Linked DNA regions of Homo sapiens: regions 1 and 2 are each linked to region 3. A link is an interaction called in ENCODE POLR2A ChIA-PET data of the cell type or tissue named here. Cell type or tissue: MCF 10A. All regions are shown on one strand.

The links. Peaks named below come from ENCODE experiments on the same cell type or tissue, not always from the same donor. Only the 100,000 strongest peaks of a DNase experiment are listed, where the experiment ranks them.
Region 1: POLR2A ChIA-PET joins it to region 3 with 5 read pairs; 2 of 35 experiments call an interaction of 5 or more read pairs at or near these places.
Region 2: POLR2A ChIA-PET joins it to region 3 with 9 read pairs; 1 of 35 experiments calls an interaction of 5 or more read pairs at or near these places.

What each region holds. Positions count from the first base shown.
Region 1 is chr14:63,915,858-63,918,357 of GRCh38, reverse strand. The region is part of intron 2 of SYNE2 (spectrin repeat containing nuclear envelope protein 2); the gene reads right to left. Among named protein-coding and RNA genes, the nearest start is that of SYNE2, 64 kb to the right of the region's middle. In MCF 10A, no CTCF peak of the experiment used is centred here; no DNase peak of the experiment used is centred here.
Region 2 is chr14:63,921,806-63,924,305 of GRCh38, reverse strand. The region is part of intron 2 of SYNE2 (spectrin repeat containing nuclear envelope protein 2); the gene reads right to left. Among named protein-coding and RNA genes, the nearest start is that of SYNE2, 70 kb to the right of the region's middle. In MCF 10A, no CTCF peak of the experiment used is centred here; DNase peaks (open chromatin) are centred at 1,015 and 1,465.
Region 3 is chr14:63,991,545-63,994,044 of GRCh38, reverse strand. It overlaps SYNE2 (spectrin repeat containing nuclear envelope protein 2), which reads right to left. Exons shown (of 116, transcript NM_182914.3): 22 at 76-210. Among named protein-coding and RNA genes, the nearest start is that of MIR548H1, 100 kb to the left of the region's middle. In MCF 10A, no CTCF peak of the experiment used is centred here; a DNase peak (open chromatin) is centred at 944.

The DNA.
Region 1 (2,500 bases), 76 kb after region 3:
ACTCCAGGAAACTATAATCACCAATGTTGAAATTAGATAAGGGAAATAATGTTTTGAACAGGCACATTTAGAATGACCTCCAATTCAGAGTGTTAAACCATACACTAAATCCAGCAAATGGTTACAATTTAACATACTATATTAACTTCTTAGTTTTTCTATCTTAAAGGTGATGTTATTTTAAGTTTTGTTTTTCTAATGTACTACTTCAAGCTCTGAATAATTACACCCCCACCCGACATACATGGATACAGAAAAGCTCAGAAAATCTTGTATCTCATGGGGCTAATTAAAAAGGATTTTTATTTCTATAAGGAATGAATGAGATCTTTGTTAACCCACTTTAACAAGACTCTAAATGACCCTGGATTTATCTTGCCCTAGTTTTCAAAATGTAACTGACCCAGAATAAAGTAAGCTTATCCCCAAATTCCTGGCAAAAACAGAACCAAAGTTCCCAGAAGCCAAAACTGTATATAAAAGCTAAAAAAAAAAAAAATTTGAAAAACACTTTGCAGTGCAAATACCACAAAAGCTCTTATTTTATTTTTCATTTAATTAGAATATTTTTAAGATTATAAAGCTTGAGGCCAGGTGCGGTGACTCATGCCTGTAATCCCAGCACTTTGGGAGGCCAAGGCAGGCAGATCACCTGAGGTTGGGGGTTAGAGACCAGCCTGACCAACATGGAGAAACCCCGTCTCTACTAAAAATACAAAATTAGCTGGGTATGGTGGCTCATGCCTGTAATCCCAACTACTCGGGAGTCTGAGGCAGGAGAATCACTTGAACCTGGGAGGCAGAGGTTGCAGTGAGCCAAGATTGTGCCATTGCACTCCAGCCTGGGCAATAAGAGTGAAATTCCGTCTCAAAAAAAATAAATAAATAAAAAGATTATAAAGCTTAATATCAAAGCAAACAAACTTCCAAGAAAACACAGCAAAAGACAATATCAGTTACTATCACAGGAACTTTCTAGAAGCTTTTGTATTGTTATAGTAAAACACTGATAGCCAGTGAGGGACTATAGCTTGATTGCTTTCTCTGGTGTAATAAGCATCTAACCAGCCAAAGATAATTTGCTTTTATTTATCATAACTGAGTAATCTGAATTGGTTAGAGAAGCAAAAATATTACCTGCTAATACATGTCTTTTCTTACTCTTCATTAATCATTAACCTCAAAATCCCACACTGGGGACTTTACTACAAAAGGGTAGAAATTCCACCCAGAAGCCTTTATTAAAAAATTAATTAATTATTTATTTTAAAGACAGGGTCTCACTCTGTCATCCAGCCTAGAGCACAGTGGTACGATCATAGCTTACTGCAGGCTCAACTCTTGGGCTCAAGAGGTCCTCCCACCTCAGCCTCCCAAGCAGCTGGACGTACAGGGGAATGTTGCCATGCCCAGCTAATTTTTTTTTTATTTTTTGTGGAGCCAGAGGGGTCTCACTACATTGCCCAGGCTGGTCTCAAACTCCTGGGCTCAAGCAGTACTCCCATTTCAGCCTCCCAAAGTGCTGGGATTACAGGTGTGAGCCACTGCACCAGCCGAGAAGCTTTTATTAATAGTGTTCCTCTTCCTAAGACTTCACATGGCTTCATTCACTCACAGTTATAAGGTAGAACAGAGTCTTCTCTCATAAACAGAATACGAAAGCACTATTGAGCCCCTAAACATCATAGACACACTTCACTGCCTGAAGCCTAAAGAAATCATGTTTCCATCCTATCTGACAATTTTCATGAACATTCAAAAGTTCTTCTAATTTGGGGTACTTCATAGAACTTTTTTTAATATAGAAAATGGCCACTCACTCATAATAAAATTGTTTATTGAAAACCTAAAATATTCAGAAACTTGATTGGCAATAACAACTCAGGAATATCATATGTACCTACAACATACTTCGAGGAACTCCGAAAGATTATTGCAGGAAGTGATATCCAAAGATGAGAAGAAATTCAAGAGTAAGAACAGTAAGAAGACAACAATCTCCAGTGAAGTTCTGACCAAACTGTTTCATTTTTACAGTGAGAGGAATTTATAACTCACATTGCAAATAATGCTATATACAGTACGTTTTTTATTCTTCACCTCCATAAAAATGAAACATAAAAAGATATTCCAGACAACATTTTTGGTCATATTTTGGTTGAATTTGTACAATGGATACCACAATTAGAAACATAACCCTTTAAAGTTAAAGACTTCAACTCATCTCCTAAGAATGATTATATTTGCGGCCCAGGCTATTTTTTCACTTCCACATGACATCAACAAGCAAAAGCACATCTAGACTACATGCTTCTTGAAGGTGCCCAATTTATTTCTTTGTACTCCTAACACCTAGACCACTGTGCATGATTGGGGTTCACCATTTACAGAGTAAATGAATAAAATTAAACATTGCATCTCCATTACGATGTTTGTAACCTAACCCACTAAGCTTGGATAATTTTTAATGCTTCTAAAAATAATACAAAAACTGAAAGCC
Region 2 (2,500 bases), 70 kb after region 3:
TTGGAAGACACACAATTCGAATTTCAAAATTTACTAAAAGCTACAGTAATCAAGATAGTGCAATATTGGCACATGGGTTGATCTATATAATAGAAGAATGGAATAGCACTGAAAATCTAGAAGTAAATTCTTCCACTTATGGGCAATTGATTTCTGACAGGCATGCCAAGAAAAGTCAGTAGGAAAAGAATACTTTTTTTGACCAGGCACAGTGGCTGATGCCTGTAATCCCAACATTTGGGAGGCTGAGGTGAGTGGATTGCTTGAGCCCAGGAGTTCAAGACCAGCCTGGACAACATGGTGAAACCGTGTCTCTACAAAAATAAAAAAAAACAAAAAATTAACCAGGTGTGGTGGCACACACCTGTAGTCCCGGCTACTCAGGAAGCTGAAGTGAAAGGATTGCTTGAGCCCAGGAGGCAGAGATTGCAGTGAGCTGAAATGGCACCACTGCACTCCAGCCTGGGTGACAGTGAGACACTGTCTCAAAAAAAAAAAAAAGTTCTAAAATCCAATGTGATGACTGCTCAACTCTGTGAGTATACTGAAAACTACTAAATCATATGCTTTAAATGGGTGAATTGCATTGTATGTGAATTTGATGTCAAATTATATCTTAATAAAGCTTAATAAAATATTAGCTAATATCTATAAGATTATTTGATCAACTTCTGCCTCCTCATTAGCTTATGGGCTCCAACAGTACATGACCCATGTCTGAGTTTGCTCCTCATTTTGCCTGCAGCACCTACCCCAGAGCTTTCATGCTATAGGAATTTAGAAAACATTTATTGAATTAATGATTAAATGGCTAGGGAAGGAGGGAGCAGGAGTTTGTTATTTTTCCTCAATCAACATACAGATTTAAGTACTTAGTTTGTTGGGAAAATATGTGACATAAGATCAGTGATTTCTACTTTGAGCCTCAGCATGTGGAGTCCAGCAACCTCGTGTTGCCACATGAGCAAACCACACCCTTGTGTAAACACCTGACAGTCTTATACTGAGGCTTTTGTTTCCACCCTCACTGGAACATAGCTCCCGGCTCTCTGCGTAAGCAAGTCTTGTATTTTTAGCACATGAAAATAAGCCCACAATACTGATAAAAGTCTAGAAGTTGGGTGCTATTTGTCTCTCCTCCTTCTCACACTCTTCTGATTCATCTAAGTTGCTCAATAAATATCTACGGAATGAAGAAATAAAGAAATGACTACATTTATTTTAACACATATTTGTTACTCCTTGCTACCTTTTAACTACCACATAAAACTGAACACTTTTCTTTTGAAAAATCAAGGTATGTGAGCCTGAACACTTTCTACTGGGGCAGCAGTCCAAGCACCTCTGACTTCTGAGTGCAAAAGAACCAGACTGCACTAAACAGAGCTGTGCTGTGATTATAAATCCAGGGTTCTTACATTTTGGAATGCCAGCAAATTACTCAGGGTTATTGTTTAAGTGCAGGTTTCTGGATCCCAACTCCCAGAGATTCTGATTCAGGGCTTCACATATCTCACTTTGTGAAATACTTGTCTAAATAGATCGGACAATTTACATGTATGACTTACTCTTGAAACAACAGGGAATAAGAAGGGCCTGGCAAAAAATAGCGATGAAATGATAAACTCTGAGATATTAATATATCTCAAAATAAATATTATAACACATGAGTATTTTTTATAGAGATGGGGTCTTGCCATGTTGCCCAGGCTAGTCTCAAACTCCTGAGCTCAAGCTATCCTCCCACAGTGCTAGGATTATACACGTGAGCCACTGCACCTAGCCCTAACACATGGCTATCTTAAGAAACACTTGGAGGGGCTCAGACGGCTTGCTGAAGCAAGTCAGGCCCGGGAATAAGTGGAATGTCACAGGTAAGGAACTATGACACTATTTCATTAAGGGCTACCAATAAAGTAGTCAGGTAAGCATTTTATAAACGAGAAAACTTCCTCCCAGAAGATGGAGGATATTTTATTTGCTCATTCAATAAAACATCTAAGCTGGGTCTGGGGGCTTGTGCCTGTAATCTCAGCACTTTGGGAGGCTGAGGTGGGAGGTTCACTTGAGCCCAGGAGTTCGATACCAGCCTGGGCAACCAGGTGAGACCCTGTCTCTAAAAAGAGCACAAAAATTTAGCCAGGCATGGTGGCGCACAGCTATAGTCCCAACTATTCAAGAGACTGAGGTAGGAGAAGCACCTGAACCTGGGAGGTCAAGGCCACAGTGAGCCGTGATCGTGCCACTGTACTCTAGCCTGGAAGACAAAGTGAGACCCTGTCTCAAAAAATAAAATAAAACAAAACATCTATTGAAAGCCTACTATGTCTTGGATAATATGCTCTGGATCTCACATCTGGTGGAGGAGAAATTCAAATCCAGATGTGTCTGATTCAAAATCCATGTTCTTTTCATTATAGTTCAAAATCAGCTGAAATGCCAAATCCATGGCTACTACCCTATCTCTCACCTCCCCTTCAAATCCAAACTTCTTGAAAGA
Region 3 (2,500 bases):
GAATGGCTCTGACAACCAACAGCCCAGGATCAGACATATAAAAACGTAAGTTCAGAAACATATGCATGTTCTTACCTCCCATTTGGCACAGACATCTCTACTCTTTTCTTCTAAAGACATCTTTATGTCCTCAGTTACATTATTTTTTAGTTCTTCAACAGCTTTCAAATACTTGGCCAGACTTTTTGTATTAGAAATTATTAGTGCTTCCTAAAAAAAAAAAAAATTGCAAACAAAATCATAAAAGCCTCATTCTACTGCCAAATCCTCAAAATCCTCTAAGCTAATTTTGGTATGTCTTTAACTGGTAAAGTGGGAAGGTGCTCTCTGAAGAATATCTGAAGATTTATAGGAGACTTCTCTTTGTAAATCGAGGTTGCTAGCCCTTTGAAATCTCTTAAATTCTTTTCAAAAGAGTGCCAAAATATTTATTATTCAAATGTAGTTACACATAAGGCCCAGATTAAGATACCTTTATGATATTCAAAATGATTTTTGTTACCCCATTGATAAGTAATTATAAAGTTCACTGTACAGGGTTAATGAGCCCCTGGCTAAGTTTCCTCTAAAGTTCTTAAGTATTGAGCAGACAACCATACTTCAGAAGCAATATAATATGAAGAGTATATCACAGTTTTGTTTCGTTTTGTTTTTTGTTTTGAGATAGGATCGCGATCTGTCACCTAGGCTGAAGTGCAGTGGCACAATCACAATTCACTGAAACCTCAAACTCCTGGGATCAAGCAAGCCTCCCACCTCAACCTCCCAAAATGCTGGGATTATAGGTGTGAGCCACATGCCTGGCCAAGACAAAATTTATAGAAAGGTTAACTATCGTGCATAAGCAGTTATGCTGAAAGGAGGCCAATTTGTTTCACCATCAACTTCAAAGTTTTGCCCAGGGCCACTCATGTTGGCAGTTCCTCCCCAGCAGTACACAAGAATGGGAACAGCCCTGACAGGTATGTGTCTGCTCCTAACCTGACATACTCTACAGGAACAGAAACCTGGCCTAGGTAACTAGCGAATGACAGAACAAAAAAACAGGTCGGGGCCTGTGTGTGAAAAAGGCAGAAAACCTACAGGAGAGAGAAGATGAATAACTCCGGGAGAAGCTAAGCAGGGTGGGAATTCGCTCATTCACTCATTACACATTTTTATGGACCGGCTGCAGGTAAGGCACAATGCTGAGCTCCAGGGCTCTCCTCCAAGGCCTCCTTGAGGACTGCTAGATTTATGACCTGGGGACACACTTTTACCCTGTATGCTATTCATAGCTGGGAGCTCCCACTGCCCATGTGTGCATGCCTACCAGGGCAGGGATCTTGCTTCTGTTGTGAGAGTGTATCCACTTGACTAAATGCCATTGGCAAAATGGGGGAAAACCAAAAGGAAGAAGGTCAGGGAGAGGAAAATGGTGTGAAAACTGACACCTCCAGCCCTTCTCTGGTAAAGGAGCCAAGAAGCTGGGCACAGTGGCTCACGTCCATAATCCCAGCACTTTGGGAGACCGACATGGGAGGATCACTTGAGGCCAGGAGTTTGAGACCAGCCTTGACCAACAGAGTGAGACCCTTTCTCTATAAAAAAAATTTTTTTAAATTAGCTGGGCGTAGTGGTGTTTGCCTGTAGTACCAGCTACTTGGAGGCTGAGGCAGGAGGATAGCTTGAGCCCAGGAGTTGGAGGCTGCAGTGAGCTGAGACAGCACCACTGAACTCCAGCCTGGGTGACAGAGTGAGACCCTGTCTCTAAGAAAAATAAAAATTCAAAGAGGGAGACTAGGACCCTCTATTTTTTTTTTCCTTCTCTTTTTCCTGACCAGACCATCTCTACCCACCTAGAATCCAGCCTCACCATCGTTTAAAACAAGCATTCATTCTTAAGGTCAATTTAGTACTTTCAGGAACCTAGGAGTAAAAGTGAAAATAAAAAACAGAGGGAAGTGGTTGAAGGTGGCAGCTAGCAAAATTCAAACGGCGTGAGATCAAGCAGACAAGGGCTACTAAGGTCATAGGAAAAGCAATGCTGAAATGACTGACAACAGGGCCCCAGCGTGGTTAGCAAATCCAGTAGGCCAAAACAGGGTTGAGGCCCAGAAGACAGACAGAGGCCGTGATGAGAATGAAGAGAGACTCCTATAGGGCGCCCTTTCATAAAGAGTAGGCGCAGGAATGGGGCAATGCCTTCCTGCATCTTTATTTCCCCTAAATGCCCAGCTCATTATAAGTGTTCAATAAAGTGTGCTAAATGCTGAATATGAATGAAAAAAAGTATTACTCTACCTCTCCAATTTGCTCCAAGGTAGAGGCATTTAGCTTTGCTTCTAATCCCCCAAGCACCTCCCACCATGTTAATTAATAGTGAGTCTCTGGTTTGGTGACATCTTAAGCTGCAACCTCAGCCTATCAAACCATAAAAATCAACCTGAAACTGTCTCCATACAAAACATTATTGGGTCTTTAACTATAGAAAAGTATGCTTCCATGAATAACTTTTATC